Regions from separate parts of the Mus musculus genome. Here all the other regions are linked to region 1. A link is a loop called in an ENCODE intact Hi-C map of the cell type or tissue named here. Cell type or tissue: heart. All regions are shown on one strand. Region 1 holds the start of Zscan2 (zinc finger and SCAN domain containing 2). Region 2 holds the start of Gm51451 (a long non-coding RNA gene). Region 3 holds the start of Alpk3 (alpha-kinase 3).

What was found. Hi-C counts contacts between places; a loop is a spot of excess contacts. Peaks named below come from ENCODE experiments on the same cell type or tissue, not always from the same donor. Only the 100,000 strongest peaks of a DNase experiment are listed, where the experiment ranks them.
Region 2: a loop joins it to region 1, with 5 times the contacts of the local background. A loop is called at or near these places in 2 of 42 quality-filtered maps.
Region 3: a loop joins it to region 1, with 2.6 times the contacts of the local background. A loop is called at or near these places in 5 of 42 quality-filtered maps.

Annotation. Positions count from the first base shown.
Region 1 is chr7:80,853,685-80,861,684 of GRCm38, reverse strand. Zscan2 (zinc finger and SCAN domain containing 2) reads right to left here and starts at 754. Exons shown (of 3, transcript NM_001382511.1): 1 at 608-754. In heart, a CTCF peak has its summit at 4,295 (motif pointing left); DNase peaks (open chromatin) are centred at 774, 1,304 and 4,324; H3K4me3 peaks cover 1,682 bases; H3K27ac peaks cover 1,560 bases.
Region 2 is chr7:80,909,757-80,917,756 of GRCm38, reverse strand. It overlaps Sec11a (SEC11 homolog A, signal peptidase complex subunit), which reads left to right. Exons shown (of 6, transcript NM_019951.1): 5 at 1,525-1,582; 6 at 1,853-2,378. The coding sequence ends at 1,903. It overlaps Gm51451 (a long non-coding RNA gene), which reads right to left and starts at 7,240. Exons shown (of 3, transcript XR_003946654.1): 1 at 6,438-7,240; 2 at 6,202-6,343. In heart, CTCF peaks have their summits at 4,773 (motif pointing right) and 7,337 (motif pointing left); no DNase peak of the experiment used is centred here.
Region 3 is chr7:81,056,368-81,064,367 of GRCm38, reverse strand. Alpk3 (alpha-kinase 3) reads right to left here and starts at 6,768. Exons shown (of 14, transcript NM_054085.2): 1 at 6,596-6,768; 2 at 381-419. The coding sequence starts at 6,738. In heart, a CTCF peak has its summit at 3,257 (motif pointing right); DNase peaks (open chromatin) are centred at 4,206, 4,817, 6,137, 6,757 and 3 weaker places; H3K4me3 peaks cover 3,277 bases; H3K27ac peaks cover 6,556 bases.

The sequences.
Region 1 (8,000 bases):
GGGGTGTGGGGGACACACACCTAGATCTGAGTAGTAGCTCTACAAAATATTCAAAGCAGTGGAATTAAAAACTATTTAAGTATTATGAAAGCAATGAATATTTATTTTTAAAAAATCATTACACCATAGAATCAGATAACATGCCCTCCCCCATGAAAATAGCAAAAGTTAAAACAGAACAGCAACAACAGAAAGAAAACTGAAGCTCCCAATGTCAATTTGTCCAAAATGACTACGTGAAACACAAATACATCGTAATTCTTCCTGGACATCCCGGGAACACTGAACCTAGACAGCTTATTAGCTAAGCCTGGCTCCGACACGCCCCCTCAGAACCTCAGTTTCCCCACCTGGTCAAGGAGGCGGCTCGGTGGGATGTCGTCGAGCATCCCTTCCCAGTGTAAAGCCTGCGTTCCTAGGCTGCGCGTACCCAGCGCTCTGGTGTGAGCGGAGCCTCGAGGGCTCCGAAGAACCAGGACGCAGAGCTGCGCGTCCAGCCCGTCGGGCGCGGACACCGACGCCCCTCCCCCAAACTGCCCTGAGCTGGCTCCAGGCCCGTTACTCGCTGTCTCTCTGGCTGTTCCCCGCGGGGCGCGCGGCTCCTGACCTGCCTCTCCCGCTCGCCTCTCCAGGGACCAGGTCCTGTTCCCGCTATCTCTCTGAGCGCAAAAGCACCCCACGGTCTGGCCCGGCCCGGCCCGGCCCCTCTGGATTCACCTCAGCTCAAGCCCAAGGGGCACAGAGAACAATGGACGGGAGAGGCCCGCCCATGGCCACTCTCATTGGCTGTCCACAACAGTTCCTGAAATTCTGCTCCACTATTGGTGAAAACTGCGTCCAGATGGGCGTTGGGAGGGAAGTTCCACCCGATGCATTGCGGGAAATGTAGTTTACCCAGAGACGGGGGGGGGGGTGGTTTGTACCTGAGCGAACAGAGGGTTTGATAGCCGTAAGTAATGCCTCCGGATCAGAGGCAGAGGACGACCCAGGACTAGCTGTCTGTCTTCTAGTACTGCCCAAAGCTTTCACCTGAGACAGATAGTGCCAATTCTCTAAAGCTCGCGTGTATTTATCTATAAAAAATGAAAGCTGGGTGAATGTATCAGTCTTTTTCAGCTGAGAATTGAGTGGCAAATGAGCCCTCGAGAGCCAAAAGCTGACTCTAAGCAGAGAAGAAATCTGCGCAATCAAAGTTCCTCTTGGCCCAAGTTCGCACCTCTCCTGGAAATTTGCAGCTACGCACAGGCATTTGCACTCCGGGGTTGCACTCCCCTTTGTTTTCACACGTGGTATTCTTGCGTCTTCACGAAAGCCCCGCCCCGCTCTTTCTGCTTTGTAAGTCCTAGTCTATAGTCGGCTCCTTGGAACCTGCCCTACAGTTAGGCAAGAGGTTAGCTCTGGGAGGGAATGACCACCCAGGCACCCTAAAACAGGACACAAAGGACAATAGTGGTCCTTCCAGATGGGTCATCTCAAGGTCCCCAAAACAGGATGTAAAGAACAGCAATAGATGGTAGTGGTCTACTAGTTGGCTCAGCTTCAACTGGCTTCAGGGTATCTCTAGATAAGAGTATGCATGGAGTGCCTGCTACCCCTTCACCAAGTGAACTTTTCAGCTTTGAGGGCACTTAAGCCCCAAGACTGGGTGAAATGAGCTTCCAAGAAAAGTGTGCCACTTTGTTTTAGTGCCCGCCTTAATGGAGGGACAGGGAGAGGATAACAGATAAAGGATAAATCTAAACCCACTTCTGTCCCCGACACAGCCATTCCTACTCTGTACGGATTGCTCTCTTCCCAAAGAGCATACAAACTTTTACTCCCTTACTCGCTCTAGTTAAAACCCTTGACTTGGGGGCTGGAGAGATGGTTCAGTGGTTAAGTGTGGGAAGCCGTTGCAGAGTGGCAGTTGCAGAGTGGCAGTTGCAGAGTGGCAGTTGGCTACTGCTGGCCACTACACATACATAGGCAGTGAAGGTTCTTTTGCCAAGACAAGTTAACCAATCAGATGTGAGACACACCTCTCCTAGGCCTATGTAAGCAGCACCAGTTCTGGGCTCAGGGTCTTTTCGCCTCTACAATCAAGCTCTCCCAATAAACGTGTGCAGAAGGATCCTGTTGCAGCGTCGTTCTTCCTGGCCAGTTGAGCGCGCGTAAGAGTTAAGAGCACTTGCTGCTCTTGCAGAAGACCCCAACACCTACATTACAGCTCACAACAGTTTGTGGGCCTGGTTCCATGGGATCCATACTAAATAAAAACAAGAGAGTAACTACCTGGACACTCAGGTAGGAAATCTAAGGGAGAAGTGATAAACAATATCCTCCGTGGTCTACGATAAAATGCACCTTTACCCACTGAGCCATCTCGCTGACCCAGGAACTGTTGTTTTCTCATTTTGTCGTTTGCTTTCTCGTAGTCTATCAAATGAAAGAATTTGAATGTTGGAGAGATAGTTTACTGGTAAATAGCACTTCCTGCTCATTCAAAGGATCCGAGTTCAGATCCCAGCACCCGTATGGGTGCCTTACAACTCCCTGTAACTCTGGCTCGCACGCGCGCGCACGCGCGCACACACACACACAAACATACACACAGCAAAATAAATTCATTTCTTCTGACTTAAAATGATATTTGGCTTTAAATTTTTTATTTTATTTTATTTTATTTTATTTTATTTTATTTTATGTGCACTGGTTTGAGGGTGTAGGATCTCCTGACTGGAGTTATAAAAGTTGTGAACTACCATGTGGGTGCGGGAGGTTGTACCAGGGTCCTCTGAAAGAGCAGCCAATGCTCTTAACCACCAAGCCATCTCTTCAGCCCCACATCTGGGTTTTGGTTTTTTTTTTAAGGTTCATTTTATTTTTTAATTTTTTAAGAAAAGACTTATATATTTTATTTATAAGTACATTATAGCTGTCTTCAGACACACCAGAAGAGGGCATCAGATCCCATTAAAGATGGTTGTAAGCCACCATGTGGTTGCTGGGACTTGAACTCAGGACCTCTGGAAGAGCAGTCAGTGCTCTTAACTGCTGAGCTCTCTCTCCATCACGGTTTATTTTATTTTTAATTATGTGTTTCTGTGTGGGTATTTGCATTTGAATTTGGATGCCCACAGAGGCCAGAGGTATTGGATCCTCTGGAACTGGAATTAGAGAAGGTTATTAACTGCCCAACGTGAGTGCTAAGAGTCAAACTTTGCTCCTCTGCAAGAGTAAGTGTGTGCTCTTAATCACCGAGCCACCTCTCCAGCCCCAAATCTGAATTTTTATCCAGTCAATTTCGTTCATCCTGTCTTTTTATAGATTCTGAATTGGATTTCCACATCACCCCCAAAAACGTTTGTTTTCTGTTTTATAAAAAAGAAAGAAAGGCCAAGGATATGTTTGGAGGTGGTGTGGTATGATGAGGTGAGGGGGTGCCTCTGTGGGCCCATGCTCAGGCACAGGACGAGGTATAGTATAAACTAGAGTTCATTTAGGGCATGGGGAGGGGAGTTAGGGGGTAATAGAGGCAGAGAAAGGCAGAGAGAGAGAGAGAGAGAGAGAGAGAGAGAGAGAGAGGCTGACCATTAACCCGTGGAGAGATGTGGGGAGGGGAATGGGGAGAGAAGGGGCAGAAAGGGAGGAGAGTTAGAGAGTAAAAGAGTAAGAGAGAAGCCGGGCGCGTGGTGGCGCACACCTTTATTCCCAGCACTCAGAAGGCAGAGGCAAACGGATTTCTGAGTTCGAGGCGAACCTGGTCTACAAAGTGAGTTCCAGGACAGCCAGAGCTATACAGAGAAACCCTGTCTCAAAAAAAAAAAAAAAAAAAAAAAAAAAAAAAGAGTAAGAGAAGACAGGCAAGCAGTCCCTTCTATAGTGAGTCAGGCATACCTAGCTGTTGCCAGGTAACCATGGTGTGGAGCCTAGAAGAAACTGTAACAGTTTGAATGCACCATTTCTTCACTAATTAACCTCATTTATCAAAACACAAAAGAAGGGCTGGAGAGGTGACTCCAAAGTTAAGAGTACTTGTCTGTAACTCCAGTCTCAGGGCATACAAGGACATTTTGAACTCAGCGGGTACCAGGCACACACACAGTGCTCTCACATGCAGGCAAGCAAAATAATCATACACATAAAATAATAAAAATAAATTTTAAAAAAGGAGATACTTAACTAAAAAAGATGCTCAAGAAGTATGTAGAGGTTTGTTACTAGGTATAAGAGTGAACCTTAGCATCAATAGCTGCTCACTGATTAATTCAGTAGTCCTAAACTGACCACATGCGAACAGTGCCACCTCCAGGCCAACCTAGGAACTCTACGCTAAGTTCCTGGATGTAATTGCCAGCTGCCGCCATGGCTCCTGCCATCAGTATGCCTGGAGAGGAGAGCTAAAAGAACATTGCCGCAGCGAAAGCCTTTCATCCCAGCACTTGGGAGGCAGAGGCAGGCAGATTTCTGAGTCCGAGGCCAGCATGATCTACAGAGTGAGTTCCAGGACAGCCAGGGCTATACAGAGAAACCCCAAAGAATATTGCCAGTGGAGTGACCTTATATCAACAGAGAAATGTCCCTTTGTGCGCCCAGCCTCACCACCAGTGGAAATTTCCACAAGGGAAGGATTTGATGGGTCAGTGGAGTGCACCTCTGGAACTTTCCAGAAGTCCAAAAATCCTTTTATTTTTGTTCCCATCCCAAACCAACTGCTGACCATAAGAACTGGAATTAGTTCGTCACCGAAGTGCCCTACAGCCAGTCTTCACAATTCTGTGACTCAAGCTCAGGGACGCTGGCTTTGGCCTAGGTCATCCATCCCAGTTGAAACAAAAAATAAGTCACATGTGAGACCAACTCAGGGCCTAACGGTACTGTTGAGGAGGGGCTTGCTGCCACAGCTAATCTCTGAGACCACCATGGGACAGAAAGGCTGAGGCAGGTTAGGCAGCCAGGGGGAATTATGGGTAATAGGAAGGAAATCCACCAAGGACTCTGGTTCAAGTTTCTAACCAGCTGAAAGTCAAGACTTCCAACACAATTTCATTTGCTTAAGGCTTCGTCTCCTTTCCCAGCTGTAAACCTATAAATTTCTAGGGATATTCTATTGATTTCATTTCTTATTCATTTACCTTCTTGCATGTATGCTTGTACACATGCATTCAAGGCACAAAGCAAATGGAGAAGTCAGAGGACAATTTGCAGGAGTTGGATCTCTTCTTTTGCCATGAATCCCATCCCTGGCTGAGACATCCAACTCACTGGTCCCCAGTGTTCTAAGAATCTGACAAGAAACCTCTTTGGCAATAGAAGAGATATCCTAAAACCTTTGTGCAATCCTAACAGATTGAGTTTTTCAGATTATACTCCCATCCAAGACACTTTCAGATCCTATAACTCACTTGTCAAAAACAGAGAGAGGGAGGGGCTGGCCATGGTGGTGCACGCCTCTAATCTCAACACTTTGGAGGCAGAGGCATGTGGATCTCTGTGAGCTCAAAGGCAGACTGGTCTACATAGTGAGTCCCAGGTCAGCCAGGGTTACACACAGTAAGATACTATCCATAAACAAAGCAAATAAAAAATATGTGCATATATATGTATATATATATAGAGAGAAGAGGGGGACTGGAGAGATGGCTCAGTGGTTAGAGCACTGCTGCTCTTGCAGAAGACCCAGGTTCAGTTACCAGCCCTGCCCTGGGGGATCACAAGTTTCTGATTCTAGTTTCAGGAGACCTAGCACCCTCCTCTAGGTTCCAAAGGCACTGGGCATGCATGTGGCAGTACACATTCATACACACTAAATTAAAAAATAAGCCAGGCAGTGCCCCAATTAAATGTTTTCCTTTATAAGACTTTCTGTGGTCATGGTGTCTCTTCACAGCACTAAAGCCCTAACAATGACAATGGTCATATGGGTTTTCTGTTTGTTTGTTTGTTTCTTGCTTGCTTGCTTGCATGTTCTTACTTGTGGTTTCACTTGTGCACATTAAGTATGACAGAGAGGAGGTTTGGTTCCTTAGGCCCTTTCTTCTTTGGGGGAAGCTGGCTTTTCTCTTAGTTGTTCTGTGCTGACCAGGGCTTCTCTGTGACTGGGGGCTAGGCTCTACTCCAGCCCCTTCCTGGCAGGAGAACAGATCTGCAACCTCTGGCTGGTTCCCATGCCCTATTCTGAATTTCTCTATTCAAAGACATTTGTGGGAAGGCACAAGGGTGCTCTAGGCTGGACAAAATGACTCAGAGGCAGTCCCAGTGTGGGGTGGTCCTTGGCAAGACATAGAGGCATGAGTGACACCAGGGACAGCTTATGTCTCAGAAGGATTTATCTCCATAATCTGCAATGTTCTCTAAGGTTTTATAAAACTAATTATAAAGATAGGATTGAAATAAGAGGAAGGAAAATTTAACACACACAGAGGGAGAGAGGACACACACACACACACACACACACACACACACACAGAGGCTGTTTAGTTTATAAGAAAAAAAATGTGTCCCTAAAATAGCTGGCTATTGGAAAGAAAAAAAAAAAAATCCTGTAACCTTCAGCAAAAATAATGAACTTGTCACAGACAAGAGCAGTTTCCATGCAAGTTTCCTAACCATGAGCTGTTCTCATCACAAACCCCACTGCAAACTGCAATTTATGGAACCACATTGCTCAGAAAGTTGAGATCTCCTCAGGGAATTGCCTGGTGCCAAAGATTACTCTTAATAGGTTTCTCCTATTATACATTTGAGATCTCTCTCTCTCTCTCTCTCTCTCTCTCTCTCTCACACACACACACACACACACACACACACACACCCCTTGAATTTTTCTTGAAAAAAACAAAATTAATGCCCACCAGCACAGTGGTACTCATCTTTAATCTCTGCCAGTACTTGAGAGGCAGAGGCAGGCAGATCTCTATGAGTTGGAGGCCAGCTTGGACTACATAGCGAGGTTCCACGGCAGACAGGTTACACTATAAGACTCTATTTCAAATAAGTAAATTAAATGACTAAAAATAAAAATAGTCCACTCAGAAACCAGGACAAGCATAAAGCTAAGTTTGCTCGTGTAAGTAAGTGTGATATAGTGTCACAAGTCAGTGATTCCAGGACTCAAGAGATAGAGGCAGGAGGATCAAGTGTTCAAGGCCAGTGTGGGCTACACAGAGTTCCAGGCTAGCAAGGAATACAAAGCAAGACCTGTCTTAAAAAATTAGAGCAGATCGCATGATGGCTCAGGTTAAGCACTTGCTTTACAAGCGTGAGCGCTAGAGTTTGGATGCCCAGAAACGAGTAAATGCCAGGTATGCATGATGGCCTGCCTCCTATGTCAGCCTTGGAAAGTGGAGATGGGAGCTCACTCTCCAGAGGAAGCTCCTTAGTAAGATTAGTCATATCAGTGAGCTCTGGGTTTGATTGAGAGACCCTGGATAAAGTGGGAAAGCAATGGAAGGTAATTCTCAACATCAGCCTCGGCCCTCCACGTGCTCTGGTCCACACATGCATGTATATCCACACACAAGTGCACTCTCACACAGGAAAAGTCATGTATACACACATGCATACACACATGCATACACACATGTATACACACATGCATACACACATGCATACACACATGCATACACACATGCATACACACATGCATACACACATGCATACACACGTGTATACACACATGTATACACACATGCATACACACATGTATACAAACATGTATGCACATATGCATACACACATGTATACACACATGCATGCACACATGTATGCGCACATGTATACACACATGCATACACACATGTATACACACATCATACACACATGCATACACATGTATGCACACATGCATACACACATGTATATGAACATGCATACATACATGTATATACACATGCATATATACATGTATACACACATGCATACCACAGCACATGCATGAAAAACGGGAGTGGGGTAGAAACAGATCATGACCAGGTGTGATAACACGTCTACTAAGCCAAACAAATAAGAAAAATAAAAAT
Region 2 (8,000 bases), 56 kb before region 1:
TCTTACACAGAAAGAAGATTTAAACTCTGGAGAAACTGAAAAGAAAACCTATTCAAACATTCCATCAGGCAGGATTAGGCCCAAGGCAAGGTTCAGCCATAGAGCGAGTGCCTGGCCTGCATGAAGCCCTGCCTGAGTTTGATCTCTAGTGTGGGAGTGTGAGCACACATGCATGCACATGTGCACCTGTACGTGTTGGCTGGAAGGTTGGGTGTACAAGGCCTTGAGGTTATGCGAGATCAAGATCGCTACTCTGAGAGAGTCAGAGGGAGGCAAATACCATATGATTAGAACAACAAAGTTCTTAAAATTGTGACGAAGACCTTAAAGGCAAGTGTATGGAATTCGTTAAGAGTTGTCACCAGGTGTTTCTGCTCAGTTAAGGGATGAAGAGAAAGCAAGCTAGTGGGAACACAGGACTGGGGAGATGGCTCAGTGGTCAAAGTACTTGCAACTCAAATGTAGGTATCTGAGTTCAGGTCCCCAGAGCCTCTGTAAACGCAGGGTGGGCTTGGTCACCCATCTCTAATTCCAGGTTGAGGAAGAAATGAAAGTACAGATACAGCAGTCTAAAGGTGGGTATAGAACTATTAGGTGTGTGAGTTATTGAAACAAAAGAGAAAGGCTTTCAAGAGCAAGTTGCAGGCTGAAGAGATGGCTCACTGGTTAAGAGCACTCATTGCTCTCTCAGAGGATTTGGGCTCAATTCTCACCTCCCATGTGCAGCCACGACCATCTGCAACTCCATTTCTAGAGGATCCGATGCCTCTTCTGACATCTATGGGCACCAGGTATATGTATATACATACATACAGGCAAAACACACACATAAATAAAATAAATCTAAGAATTAAAAGAATGCTGGACAAGTATATAGGAAGATGGAGGCTAAGACTGGTTTGCTGTATGTGGTGATAAAATAGTTCTAGAAAAATTTCAGAGCTAGGCACAGTGACACATGTACTCATCCCAGCATCTTAGGAGACTACAGCAGGTGGAAGTAAGCTCAAGGCAAGCCTGGGCTGCATTTCAAGACCCTGTCTAATAAATAAAACCAGGAGTAAGAGGGCCAAAGCCAGACTGTGGTTAAATGAGTGGTGGTGGAGCCCTGAGCTCTTCTGTTCAGTGATGACCAGACATGAAGTACTTTGCAGGGTGATGCTTTCTGCCTTACCTCTCCACCAAGACTGGCAGCTCCGTAATGGCTATGAGGCCACACCCAGCCCCTAGCAGTGAAGATACCAACTAGAGACCTAAGATCTCTGGTGTGGTACTGTCTGCTTCTGCCACATACAAGCCATGCACCTTGGGCGCGTGATCCTGTTTCCTCATCTATAAAATGGTAATAATCCTAACTTCCTTGTAACAGGCTATTGAAAGGAACAAATATAATGTATGCAAGTGGACATTGTGAATCAGTACTCTGGAAGGCACTGGTAATGAATAGTCAGTAAACATTAGCAGCTGCTTCATCTAGGGTGTTTATCTCTGATGATAAGTTCTTTGCTTACTTGTTTGTTCCAGGTTTGTTCCTTACATTGGAATTGTGACGATCCTCATGAATGACTATCCTAAATTTAAGGTGAGAGCACAACCTTATGTTTGATTAGAAGTGAACTGATGAGAGTGTGGCGCTCGCTCAGCAGCACACATGCGGAGCATGTGTGAGGCCCTGGATTCAGCCAGCTCCTCCAGGGATCTTTTGTTTACCTTTGGAGACTGTTAAATGGATTACAGCATGAAAACATAATGTAGTTTAGTGATTGATCCTGGTCACAATTGAGTTTATGACGATGAAGACTTCGGAGGTATTGGAAGCGTCCCTGACATGTGTTCCTGTTTCACTTTTTAGTATGCAGTACTGTTTCTGCTCGGTTTATTTGTGCTGGTCCATCGTGAGTAAGAAGTCGGACTCCCTGTTCCTAGGAAGCTGCTGTGCTTGTTGTTACTGAATGTTGGAGTAGATCCTGATCTGTGATTGCGGATTTTCGGAGGACACACACGTTGGCACTTCTTGGTAGCCCTGGTTTGCATTGCTTTGTGTTTCCACACCCGAGGCTGTGTGGGCGGGTGCATGTGCACCGTGGAGTGCACACAAGGGGACTGTCAATCACAGGGTTTCATATGTTGTCATTGTCACTCTTTCACATTTTTGTACATCAGTGAATTTTTTATATTAAAAGGTTGAGCCAAAGCCCCCAGTGTTTGTATTTTGAAGCCAAGCTTCACTTTAAAAGTGCCTACAGAGTTCTGTAAATGAAAACACAGCTCTGCATGAGTTCAAACCTGTCGTTCCTCCTTACAGTAGGAATGGCACATATTGAGGCGATCATAAGTCTTAACTTTTCAAAATTTTAAATAAAAGACTTTGCACATTGAACCCCTTTCCCTGAATTCTGTTTGTTGGGAAAGCTCCTGAAATGTGCCTTTCTTGGCTGGTTCTTAGTACCCATTATGGTTTAGAAAGGCTTTGATGTGGCTGGGCGTGGCAGCACATGCCTGTTATCCCAGCTCCTGGAATATCTCAGCATCAGAAGCTGAGGATCAGGAGTTCAAGGCCAGCCTGGGCTAAAGGAGAAAAAGCTGTAGTATATAAACAGTCCTTCAGCTGTGATAGTTGATCAAATATTAACAGGCTTTTTTGTTTTTTTGGTTTTTTTTGTCGAGGTTTGTTTTTGTTTCTGTGAAGCCAAAGTAGCCATTGACGTTCATAGGAAATGTCTTAGTCACAATCAATTCTTCACTAGGGTGTGACTCAGATGTGTATAATCCCAGATGGTGCAACTGAGAGGTCCAGAGAGATCTCACCTGGTTGCAAAGACACCTAACCTTTGTCCACTGTAGGTGCTTTCACCTACTCCTCGATATGTTAGCATTTGAACAAGACAGCCTTGCCTGCGGAATCCAGCACCCTACTCTCTCTAATTCTCATTTGCCTAAACCCTTTCACTTAAGTGGCTGGCTTTGCTTTTTTTTTTCTCTAATGCAAGCTTAAGTAGTGACTAAAAGCCCAATTGTGTTTTCTTTTCATTTTGAAATCAGAATGTAGGGTAAACCAATATGCAGTAACACAAAATACTTCTAATTCTGCCTTTCTTGTTTAATGTGAGATCTCCAAGCAAGCATGCAGTTAGCTTCTGTTTCTTCAGCCTGTGCTGTTTGCTAATGGAATGGAATAGGCAAGTTCCCAGAGCCTTCCCTATATAGAATACTGCTCCCTGAGACCATTAACTAGGCCTTAGCCTTCAAACTTTGCATATGGTGTTCAATGATACCAGCTCTTGGCTTTCTCAGCCTGAGAAACTTACTGCCCGTGATCCACGCATGCTCAGACTGCCTCTTCCGTGCATGGCAAAGAGTTATTACTCTTATTCCTTCCTTGACGGTCCCCTGTGAGAGAGAGACTTCATACTCTTTCTGATCAGTGTTCCACCTCTTTTCCCTTTCTTTGCTAGAAGCTTCTATTACAGAGGCTGCATTTTTCTTAAAAAGTAGCCAGAGCACTTAACACACTTGAATCATTCTATTAGCCAAAAGTAAAAAGATTATTTTGGGGAGAGTTATTATGTTCCCATGTTTTATACTAAGACTAAACACTAAGATTTGGGGAGCTAGAGAGGCCATGACTCAGCACTAAGAGTACTGGCTGTTCTTACAGAGGACCTGTTCTGTCCGACCTCTCTCAGCTTCCTCATGGCTGTTCACAGCCACTTGTATTTCCAGTTCCATGGGGGAATCCAATGCCCTCTTCTGACCTCCATGGGCACCGACAACATACGGTTATTCATGCATACATCCAGGCAAAACACATAAAAAAAATAAAGGCTAGAGAGGTGGTTGTTGGTTAACAGCATACACTGCACCTTTAGAGAACTTGAATTCAGTTCCCAGCACCAACATAAGGCAGCTCACAGCCATGTGGGACTCCAGTCCCAGGGGATCCAGTACTGCCTTCTGGCCTTCACAAGTGTGGGTGCACACACATACATACATGCACATATAGACACACGTAAATAAAAATATATCTTTCAAGAATAATAAGTCTTTAAAACTAAAAAATTAAACATTTGAGTTTTTTGAAAATATAAGAAATTAAAATGATTCTTGAAATGGGGGTGGTTGGAAACAGAATGCTCATTGGGGTACCTACTACTGTTGGAGAAATCCTAGGTTTTTTAGCACCCACATGGCAGCTCACAAACTGCCCATAACTCCAGCTCCAGGGAATCCCCACACTTTCTGGTCTCCTTGGACCACTACGCTCATGTACGCATACACAATTTAAAATAAATCTTAAAACACAGAAAACATAAGAAATGAGCCAGGCATATCAGTACACACTTATAGCCCAGACCACACAGGAGGCTGAGGCAGGAGAACTGTTTGAGCCCATGGGGTTGAGACCACCTGAGCGTCATGTTGAGACCAATTCACCAAAATGAAAATACAAGAAATGCCAGAGAAACAACTAGTAATTGAATTGACTTCCCAGTTGTTTGGGATTCGGCAAGATTAGTGGCGGTGTGGGGGACCTAGCCACTGGAAGGAATTGGAAATGGGAGAAGAACTGATAAAACTTTACATTGGAATGTGATGCTAGGAGGCTCTCTTGGCTCTCATAACTCCAGCTGTTACGTTGTCATTTCCTTAGTTCTGGTCCCACACCTCTGACTTGACCTTCCCACTTGTTTTTTTGTTTGTTATTTTTGGTTTTTTTAGATTTTTTATTTATTATATGTAAGTATACCGAAGCTGTCTTCTGACATACCAGAAGGGGGCATCAGATCTCATTACAGATGGTTGTGAGCCACCCTGTGGTTGCAGGAATTTGAACTCAGGACCTTAAGAAGAGCAGTCAGTGCTCTTAACCGCTGAGCCATCCCACCAGATCGACCTTCCCATTTTGAAACTCGAGCTTCCTGGCTAGTTCTCACATGTTCAGGGAGGTGCTAGGTGAAGCATTTTCCCATCTGTCTCACTGCTAAGCCCTTTGCCGTCCATTCTCCTTAGCAATTACCACTTCCTGTTGCTTGAGTACCACTCACCCTGCCCTTGTTTATTCCTTTCTGCCCTGCCTCGGTTCCTCCCCCATGATCTGATCCAGTCTGTGGGCACTGTGTTCCTTTGAGGGTGTATGCCTCTCACTTCAGGAGTACACTGTGACTGAAGCAGATGGCTTGTTTTCATTCGACCTCTGCCCTGCACGCCAGCTCAGCTCAGGCTTTGGATGCAGCTAGTGATGAACATGAGCATCTCCACGCCATCGTCCATGGTGTCCTTGCTGTATTGCCTCTTTCTCTTCTCTGTGCTTGTCTGAAGCTCGTCGTCTTTAGACATGATGTTGTCCTGCCTCTGGTCCTTTACAGTGTTTTGGATTTGGGGTATAGTCTCAAGATTGCTGGCGAGTTGTGGACTCCTCTGCTGCAGGAGCCTCGTTTTATAGACACTGTGCTCTGTTTCTCCCGCAGCATGAAGCAGCGTCTATTAAGTGCTGGGTATAGCCATGCGCTGGAAGCTGAGGCGTGGTATCTTAGATTAGTGTTGTTGTGAGCAGAGCGTATGAATCATTAAAGTGATTTGTACTTTCCTGTTATTTAGTAAGTACATTCTCTATTGGCCTTGCCAAATTTGAATCTGAACACTTCCTCTCACCCGGGCTCCATCTAAGCAGCACGAGTACCCTTCAGTGTTAATTCTGCCTTCTTATTTCTGTATGCCTGCAGACTCCTCCTGTGTTCTCTTTATTGGCTGGACTGTTGACATTTGTCACTTTACCTAGGGAGTCATAGGTTTTGAGAGCCTCGGCTTTCTTGATTGCTTGTGTATTTTTCTGGGGACTTGCAGAGGCTCTCCGGCATAGTGCTTTAGTGTTTATCACATTCAGCTAACCGCTCATCACATGCGGGAGACTCCATTCCGTCGTCTGCTGTCGCTCTTCTTATGACAGTGTTCTAACACTGTTGAGCTTCAAGGGATGATCTAATTGTAGCTGGCCCCGTGGACTCGCCCTTCCTTAGGGTGCTCTTTGAGCTAGGAAGGCGGTGCAAGCCATTTTCTGCCTGTCTGTACCTTCATCACCTTTTTCTGATGCTGGAACTGAACAATACCAGGGCCTGTGGTATTGTTGTAAAGTATGGTCTGGATATAGAAAACGCTTTTTAATCAAGGAATGTTATTGAGTCTAAAAGGATCAAGGCTTACCACAGATTGTGAAGACAGTCCTCCGATTGACTGTAAGCCTCACTCAGGACTCTCCCTGTCTCAGCTCTCCTCAGACCCCATCTCTGCATCCACATGGCTCTTAGCATGTAGACGTGACACCGTTGCTTATGCTGGTCACTGCCTGGAGTGCAGAAAAGAATTTCCTCAATGAACATCTGCTGTGTCAGATTTCCAGCTAGACCCAGCTACAGAGGTAAAGAGCAATCTTTGGTGACCTTTCAGAACTCTGCCTTGGTGGGCGGGGCATGTCTCAGCCTGTCCCACTGAGGAGCCTAGTGTGATGGTGGGCGGGGCATGTCTCAGCCTGTCCCACGGAGGAGCCTAGTGTGATCACAAACGATGCTAGGGAGGGGCTTGCAATGGAGTCCTGCCTACACTTGATGAATTCGGGTGATGCTTCCTGCTTCAGACTGCCCAGTGCTTTGTCCTTGTTCTCTCTAACATTGCCTCTGTGTCCCTCTTACCACTAGACTGAGGGTTGATTCCTTCAGGCAGTGGAACAGGACTGGTTTTGGATTCATCTTTGGGTATCTTCTAGTGCCTGATACAGTATTTTATTTATTTTAAAATTTATTTAAATACTTGTCTTATTCTGTACAGATAAAGCTAGTATTATGTGATAAAATATAAAATTGTAACTGAAGAAATTATTGTTGAAGTGGAAATGGATAAAACCAGATCTGAAATCAGTTGCCTTTTTAATCAAGGAATGTTATTGAGTCTAAAAGGATCAAGGCTTACCACAGATTGTGAAGACAGTCCTCCGATTGACTGTAAGCCTCACTCAGGACTCTCCCTGTCTCAGCTCTCCTCAGACCCCATCTCTGCATCCTAAGATGATGAAAGATTCTGTTGTCTCCTGGAAGAAATCTCTATCTTTTGACTCTTGGTTTTCTAGACTATAGTACAAAGAAGGAAACTGCTATTTCTGGGCTTTATAGATTGGGCATAAAACGTAATAAAAAGAAATTTGGGCGGGCTGGCGAGGTGGCTCAGTGGTTAAGAGCACCGACTGCTCTTCCGAAGGTCCCGAGTTCAAATCCCAGTAACCACATGGTGGCTCACAACCATCCGTAACGAAATCTGATGCCCTCTTCTGGAGTATCTGAGGATAGCTACAGTGTACTTACATATAATAAATAAATAAATAAATCTTTATTTTAAAAAAAAAGAAAGAAAAGAAATTTGGGTGGTGGTGATGCATACCTTTAATCCCAACATTCAGGAGGCAAAGACATCTCTGTGAGTTCCAGGACAGCCAGGGATAGATACACAGAGCAACCCTGTTACAACAACAACAACAGAAAGTTTAGAATAGTTTTCCAAGGACAAGGAACTCTTGGAACACCCTGTGGTGTTACATAATCCCTGTCCAAATTAGCCTGGTAAGCTTGCTGAGGCTGTTTCCCAGAAGTCTCTCAGTATAGTTAGTTTGGCAACATCTACAGAAAGCCACCTCCTGAATGGGTATGGCAGCCCCTGACTGTAATCCTGGCACAGAGAGAAGTGGAGGCAGGCACATTGCAAATTTAAGGCCCAGCCTTAGCTACAAACAGTGAATTCAAGGCCAACTTGAGCTACATGAGACCCAGTCTCAAAACACAAACCCAAAAGCCACATCCATCAGATATTTGAGCTTTCCTTATGATGATCTGTAAACTACTAAATCCATAGGGGTGTCTTCAGGAAATAGAAATCTGATATCCTCATTGTCTTAGTCAGGGTCTCTATTCCTGCACAAACATCATGACCAAGAAGCAGTTGGGGAGGAAAGGGTT
Region 3 (8,000 bases), 200 kb before region 1:
TCCAGGATGGCAGGATTAACATGTAAGAGGCAGGGGCCACTATCACAGGAAGATGGATACGGTATCCAAAGCCAGGCACCGGGCTCCTGTGGCTGGTGGCTGCCTGTTCCATCCCCAAGATGTCCGTTCCAAAGGCAGAGGGAGGGCTATCAATGCAAGCATCTCAACAGTTCCTGCCCATATCTTTATTCTTGAATCCCAGGCCCATGCAAGCATCAATTCTGGTCCCTATGCGACCCTTGCCCAAGTGAGTACTCTCTTCCGCCCTCCCCATCACCATCCAGACCTCCCTTCACCCCATGCAGCCTGGTTAGTGTACCGAGCAGTCATCCAGTGGCCTCTCAAAAGCAGTCGGAGAATGTAATGCAATATGCGTTTACCTTCCAGAGCTGGGGTGAGACAACCGGTTGCTTGATAAGCTAAGCAAAAACAGTAAATGGAATCATTAGGCCCAAAAGCAAGGAGAGGAGGAGGCAAAATCAACAACACTCACAGAGTATTAATCAGCCACCATCTGAGACCCAGAGGCCTTTCTATTAAAAGGGACCAGCTGTCTTAGTTGGCGGCTCCTGTTAGCAGCAAGTGTCCTCACCACTGGACACCAATATATCTGAAACGGAGAGCTCGTTAGGTGCAGCAGGGTCCAGGAAATCTGTTAGGCAGGATGGAGGTCCTTGGGGGCTGTGCTTTGAGAGAAAGGTATACATCAGGCGTGAGTGTCTCTCCCCAGGGGACACCTACGCCTGTTCCCCCACCCGCCCAGGGCATACCAGCCTTCGGGTGGCTGTGGCTTCAGTTCTTGCCTTTGAGAAAGAGCAGCAGCATTCCTGGAAATCCCCGCATGGACAGGTGGCTTGGAGAACACCCACCATTAATATGTTAAAGTCCGGTTAAAGAGCAAGGCAAACCAGCTGGGAGAGCGAGGAGGAGGGACACCAAGCAGTTAATTCAGCGGGAGCTAGAGACACCCAGCTCCCTGGATCCGGCATCCCATCCTGCTTAGGGTCCTGGGGCACAGACTAGAGCCTGCCTCCTCCTCTGGGGACAGAGACTCACTCACAAGTAATGGAGCATCAGTCCCTTGGTGGGAGCCATCTTTGACCTCTTCCTCCAGCAGATCTCAGGTCTTTGGAAGACGGCAAGAGCCACCCCACCCCTTCACTCTTTTTTATAGCACCCTAAGTCTGCTCGCTGGCACTCAGGGGAGCCCACGATCCTATCGCTTGATAACCCACCCTCTTTCCCTCCCTTGAGCACGGGTTTCTTGGATGCCACCAGCGTTCTTCCAAATCCCTAAGCTCCAGACCCGCCATCTTGAACTCTTCCTTCTCCTCTGTCCCACAAATCCAATCAACACTTCTTTCTCCTTTTCTAACACTCTCTCCTTGTTACTGTGCTCGGCTCTAGAGCCAGACAGCTCCATACTTAACAGCCCTCCTTATCAACGATCCCCTCGTAGGCTGTTGTTTGGGTTTTGTTTGGGTTTTGTTACTCTGCCTGCTTGTTTGGTTGGTTTGGGGGGAACAAGGTCTCATGAAACCCAGGTAGACTTCAAACCTACTGTGTAGCCAGAACTGGTTTTGAATTCCCAGTGATCCTTCTGCCTCAGCCTCCTTAGTGCTGGGATTACAGGTGTACAGCACCATAGACTTCACACACTGCTCTGTAGAAAACGCAGCAGTATACCCTCTGCAAGTATGTCTAGACTCAACTCGATGTCAACAAGGAAGATCCTCCCTGGTCGTCTTACAATCCCTTCCAACATCCAGGTTCTACTGCAGCCAAGCCCATCCCTAACTGGCAAGGTCACACCCAAGGCTACCATTTCTTGTCTCTCTTCTGTTGAGCTAACTCTTGCCCACACAGCCTTCAAAACATAGTGCTACCCATGCAATGGGTAATCGTGATTGTTTTTATGAGAGAAGGAGGCAGAGAAGAAAAGGAACAGCATTTTCAAATAGGAGGGGTTCTGCACCCCCCTGCCCCCAGTGGGAGTCACGGTTTCAGAAGAGCCAGGAAAAGGGCATGGACACACACACCGCAGGCACCTTTGTTTGGAGCCTTAAAAAAATCTGTGTGGGCACAACCTCCCTTAGTCCCGAGGTACTGGCCACCTCTGGCCTTCTCTGACCACACGCTACCTTTGTCCCTCTCCTTGGAACTGAGTGATTTCCCCTTGAGTCTGGACCTCCTCCCGCGGAAGGAGAGGCATTGGGCCAGTTTTCTAATTTACAACGGAAAATGGCAGGTTCCACCCCCACGTGGGCAAGAGCCAGTGAGTCCTCGCCGCCGCCCCCACTCTGGCTCTTCACACAGCTTTCTTTCCTGGCCCCGCAGTCACTCAGCTTTCACCTTGCATGTCTGTTTGTTATGGGTTTTTTTTGGGTTTTTTTCTAAGATTTTATTGGGGTGGGGGGACAGATAGGGGGTTTTCGGAGGGGAAACAGGAAAGGGAATAACATTTGAAATGAAAATAAAGAAAATATCTAATTAAAAAAAAAAAGGAGCTGGGCAATGGTGGAGCATGCCTTTAATCCCAGCACTTGGGAGGCAGAAGCAGGCTGATTTCTGAGTTCGAGGCCAGCCTGGTCTACAGAGTGAGTTCCAGGATAGCCAGGGCTATACAGAGAAACCCTGTCTTGAAAAAGAAGAAGAAGAAGAAGAAGAAGAAGAAGAAGAAGAAGAAGAAGAAGAAGAAGAAGAAGAAGAAGAAGAAGAGGAGGAGGAGGAGGAGGAGGAGGAGGAGGAAGAGGAGGAAGAGGAAGAAGAAAGAAGAAAGAAGAAGAAAGAAGAAGAAAGAAGAAGGAAGAAGAAAGAAGAAGGAAGAAAGAAGAATTAATTAATTAATTAATTAATTAATTTTCAAGACAGGGTTTCTCTGTGTAACCCTGGCTATCCTGGATCTATCCCTGTAGACCAGGCTGGGTTTGAACTCACAGAGGTCCACCTGCCTTTGCCTACTGGGTGCTGGGATTAAAGGCACGCTCTATTATTAAAGGTCTATTTCTATTATTTTAAAAGTGTGTGTGTGTACAGGTGCCTTAGGAGGACAGAGGGACAGAGGCATCAGATCCCCTGGAGCTGGAGTTGTAGGTGGTTGTGAGCCACCAAGTGTGGGTGCTGGGAACGGAGACCAGGTCCTCTGAAAGAGCAGCATACACTCTTAAGTGCTGAGCCATTACTCTAGCCTGATTTATATTATGTTTAGTCATGTGCACTGGGTGGGGAAGATGCCCAAATGTGTGCAGATGCCATCAGAGGCCAGAAGATGGCACCAGATCCCTTGAGCTGTAGTTACAGACAGTTGTGAGAAGCCCAACCTGGATCTTGGGAACCAAATCTTGTGTCCTCTAGAAAAGCAGGTAAGCTCTCTTAGCTGCTGAACCATTGTACAGGCCCCCGACCTTACATGTTAATCAGGCTGAGAATCTGAGGCCCCTGTAGGCACCAGGTCATCAGAGGGCAGGTCTTGTGGAGGCCTGGCTGACCAATCTGGAGCAGCAGAGCTTCTGGGTGTGTGGAGTGTGAGGTGGGCCAGGGAGCATCAGAGACAGCTAACATTGGAGCTGAAGGGTTTTAGAGTTTTGGTCATGCCTCTGTTGCAGAGTTGGAATTCAGGACTCAGAATAGGCCTTCTAAAACGGGGACAGGCATGGAAGCTGGGGGCCTCCCATCCTGCTGCTAGCCACCTATGCTGAGACATAAAAGGTTTGCAGAAAGTTCTGGCCCAATGCCTTAGTTTCTCTAACACCCTAGACAACCTGCCTTACCCAAGAGGAACAGCAGAGATTGTTTCAAAGTGGTTGGGAGCAATGCCATAGCCTTTATTTTCCCATGAAGCCGACAGAATTTGGGCCTTTGTGAATCAAGAGGCCAGGGACTTGACAAACTTCTGAGTGTCACACATAAGGTGGTCAGTCATTATTGCCTATTCTCAACTTCGATTCTTTAGAATACTCTAGCCTACCCACACACTATCCTCCCAGAGGGGTCAGCTCCTTACTGCTAGGAGAACAAAAAGATTGTCTATCAGTTAGGACAGCCACGTGGGAATATCTGCCTTGGACCTACATAGCCCTGGATATCCTTGAACTGAAATGAGACTAGAAATACCCCCGAGGACCATGGGGCAGGCAGGAAGTGTGGGACACATAGACTCTGGAGCCCCAGCCACATGGCAATTGTCCATAGCCCCCAGGGAAAGCCCAGCCTCAGAGCCCAAGGGAAGGACCCCTTAAGAGCTTCACAGCGAGCCAGGGGGTGGTGACATGCACCTGTAATCCAAGCACTTGGGTGCAGGGGCAGGCGGGTCTCTGAGTTCGAGGCCAGCCTAGTCTACAGAATGAGCTCCAGGACAGCCCGAGCTACACAGATTAACCCTGTCCCTCAGAACAAACAAACAAACAAACAACAGCAGCAGCAACAAAAACCAAAAAGAGCTCTGCAGGAGATCTACAAAAAAGGCAGACCCAAAAGATGTTGAATTCAAAATGGAGGGCAGAACTTGCTTCGCAGCCAAGACCCTGGGCTGGAGCTGGACAGAGCTAGTAAAGTCCTCAAAGGACCCCTTCTTTGTTTCTTGGGCTCCATTCACCTCCACAGGAAGTCAGTCATTTGAGGGGCAGCAGACTGTGCAACCCATCCTCCAACATAAGTCAGACCTTTCCATAGTGCTGGGAACTGTCCCTCCCCCAGCCTGAGCTCAGCCCACTTCACAATCCCTTTTTGGCCATAGGCTCTTCCAGAAGCCAAGCAAACCTGGCTGCTCTGGTCAGGACCCGTTTGGGTCTGTAGCCAGTTGGCAGGGGGTGGAAGAGTACAGGGGAAACTGTCCCAAGTCCAGGGCTAGAAAATCCTTTCCCACTGCTCCTACCCGGAGCCTTCGGATACCCAACAAGAATAGTCGTCTTACAGCATCCCCACTAAGGTCCAAGGACTCAAGCCAGACAAACTTTTCTCACTTCCCGCCCTCTGGCTGATACACTATAAAAATGTCTAACACAAGCTCATCCAGGAAACATCCCCAGGTCCAAGCCTCCAGCCTTGTTCCTAACAGCTCCGAACTCACTCCCCTCTGCCTGGCTTTCAAAGCATCCTTTCTTCCCTTCCTCCACTGCAACATCTCCAAGAAGAATCCTGCTTCCTTTTCTTCTCTTTGTTCACTGCTATTGACAAAGGCCAGATGCAGAAAGAAGTGATACCCAGATAAATCACTTAGCCTAGTGAGATAAGCGATAAGTCACAGTGACAAGTGAGAAGCACGAGGCTCTCACAGGGCAGGCTGCTTCACTAAGGAGCACAATAAATGTCCACATTTCCTTGCAGCATTCCACAGAGCCAACAACTGGGGAAATGGTGCCCTACCACAACCCCCAGCAACCCAGGAGCCTGGGTGAGTTTGACTTAGTCACAGTACCGGCCCTCAGTCCTACCCCAAACACGTGACACCATTTGCCGAGTTTTATGCAGAAACAGGTTCCGGTTACATTTGAACTTTTCCAACTCCAAGGTCAATAGGACTCTGACGATCCAGGAAGTGCCCAGGGCTTCTTTTCCTGACTGTCCTTCGAGCCTGTATGTATTTATTCTCTCTCTCTCTCTCTCTCTCTCTCTCTCTGAGCGGAGAGCAGAAGTCTGTAAATAGTGTCTCAGAGAAGCAAGTTACGCAAGCTAAATTTTGGTGCTAAGAAGTAACAGCCTACTCCAAGGCCCACCCTGTTACATTTCCTTTTGGAAAATGGGCTCAGGAGCAGAGGGAAGCTGAGCTGCCCACAAGGGGCAGGAAGTTCCTGTCTCCGTGTCTCCAGGGCGATGCACTTGTTCTTGGGTGTCTGCATCTTGTTCTTAGAGTGTCTTTTGCAAGGCTTGCCTAGTGTCTGTGTATCCTTTGCAACTAGGGATAACCTAGCTCCTAAAACAAAGCCTTCCAATGTCTCTTTCTGCAAGGCCAATAAAGGGTTCACCAGTCCCACCCCTCCTGTGCCAGTTCAACCCCTACTGGGTCCCACTGGGCAGGGCAATTGACTCCTTCTGAGCTTCAAGCCACAGATCCTCCCTAGATCCCCAGACAAGGCCAACAAACAGCCACCTCCTGGCACCTTCCTCTCAACCAGACACAACACAGTGCAGGAAGGCCAAAGCCCTAGGCCCAGGGGAGGAACTTCAGTTATCACAAGGCCGATCTCGGACTCTAAGCTAAACAGCCTCTAATGGCTCCCCCCACACCCATCAACCAGCAGTCCCCTCCTTTGAAGCCTGAGGAATTTCAGCCACTCTGGATCCCCTTATCACTAACTGTGGAATTCAGCCCTGGGGTTAGCTTGGTGTGGGCGAGGGAGATAAGGAAAGGGCCCCTGTAAAATCACTCCAAACTATGGCCTTTCCCCTCTTGGGCCACACATTTGAAACCCTGGGGCCCTCAAGGGACCAAAAGGGTACCAAGAGGGTCCTCAGGGCCTTAGGGTTGAGAAAGTTTGAGGGCCCCGGTTTTACCCAGGCCTCCAGATTTCAGAGTGCTTTTGAGAGCCTGGCCACACCCGGCCACCACCCAAAGGACAGAGCAGCCTGGGGCAACCCAGGGCCCTGGGCGACTCACCTAGCCTCTGGCCGCACGCTAAGCAAGTAGCTGCGACTGGCTGGGCCGGGCGTCCACACCGGCCCGTCGTCCTCGCTATCTCCACCAGCTCCTGCTCGACCACCCAGGCCCCAGCCCCGGCCCGCGGCCCTCCGCGACCCCATGGCACCGCAGCCCCTGCCTCCAGCCCCGGCTCCTGCCCGACTCTGACGCGCGCCCCTATTTATAACCCGGGGCTGCTGTCACCTGCTGCTGTCCCTCCCCCGGTTTAGGCAGCTACTCAGCCTAACCCGGGAGCCAGGGAGGCCTGCAGAGAAACTCCGTGAATGCCGACCCAGAGACAGAAAGAAAGGGTCCTTAGAACCCCAGCCTCCTCACAACTTTCTTCTGGCTTTCTTTCAGTTTTTAGAGAAACAAGTAGAACGAGGGTAGAGAAGAGTTCCTAGGGGAGGAGAGCTTAAGATAGATCCTGAAAGGGGCCACACTGACAGCCACCAGCCAGTGGTCTGTGGGCCACTACTTAAGACATACTCTGTCACCTCTATCAGTGACCTCCCTCTATCCAAAGGAGCCCAAGATTCCTGGGTATACATTGTGTGTCTCCCCCAAACCCTTAGCAGTATCTAGCATAGATTAGTGGTTCATCAAAGGCTTCTAGAATAATCCAACCTCTTCCATCCCTTCAGGCTCCATTTCCTAAGGTCAGAAAATGGGCCAAGTCCTAATGCTTAGAAAAACGATTCTATCCTTCACCGTTCCCAGAGCAAGCTGCTAAGCACAGCTTAAACCTGGCGCTTAGTTTTTGGGAGTGACCACAGTGGGTTTATCTGTCCCTGACCACAGACCTAACCTGGGCCAATCAAAGGTCTTCACCGAAATATTTGTTTATTCTCTCTCTCAGTCCTGGCTTCAAGGCAATTGCTGAGACTACAGGTGTGTGCCTTCATTCCTGACTTACCAAAACACTCTTTAAAAAAAAAATGCATTCCCTATATTTTCTTTTCTTTCCTGCCTCTAAGCTCTCCTTTGCTCTCCTGCTCACTCTATTTCAATTTCATGGCCTCTTTTTCTTTAATTCTTGTTACAAATATTTCTTTAATTGTTGTTACACCACACACACACACACACACAACCTGCCCAGTCTGTATAATGTTACGTGTGTGTATATCTTCAGGCTGACCGTTTGGTACTGGATAACCAGTTGGTCTGCTTCCCCTTGGGGAAGACTGTTTCTCTGGCTCTCAGCATTCCTTAATTGCCTATAGTTATTTGTTTAGGTTTGAGGCCCTGTGAACTTTCCCTGTTCCATGACAGCACGGTTACTTGTATCATCCCTCATCAGGTCATGTTTAGGCAGCATGTCTAGGTGTTGGTGAGACTTCATGTATATAATTTCTGACATTTCTAGGAGATACACTGTTACCGA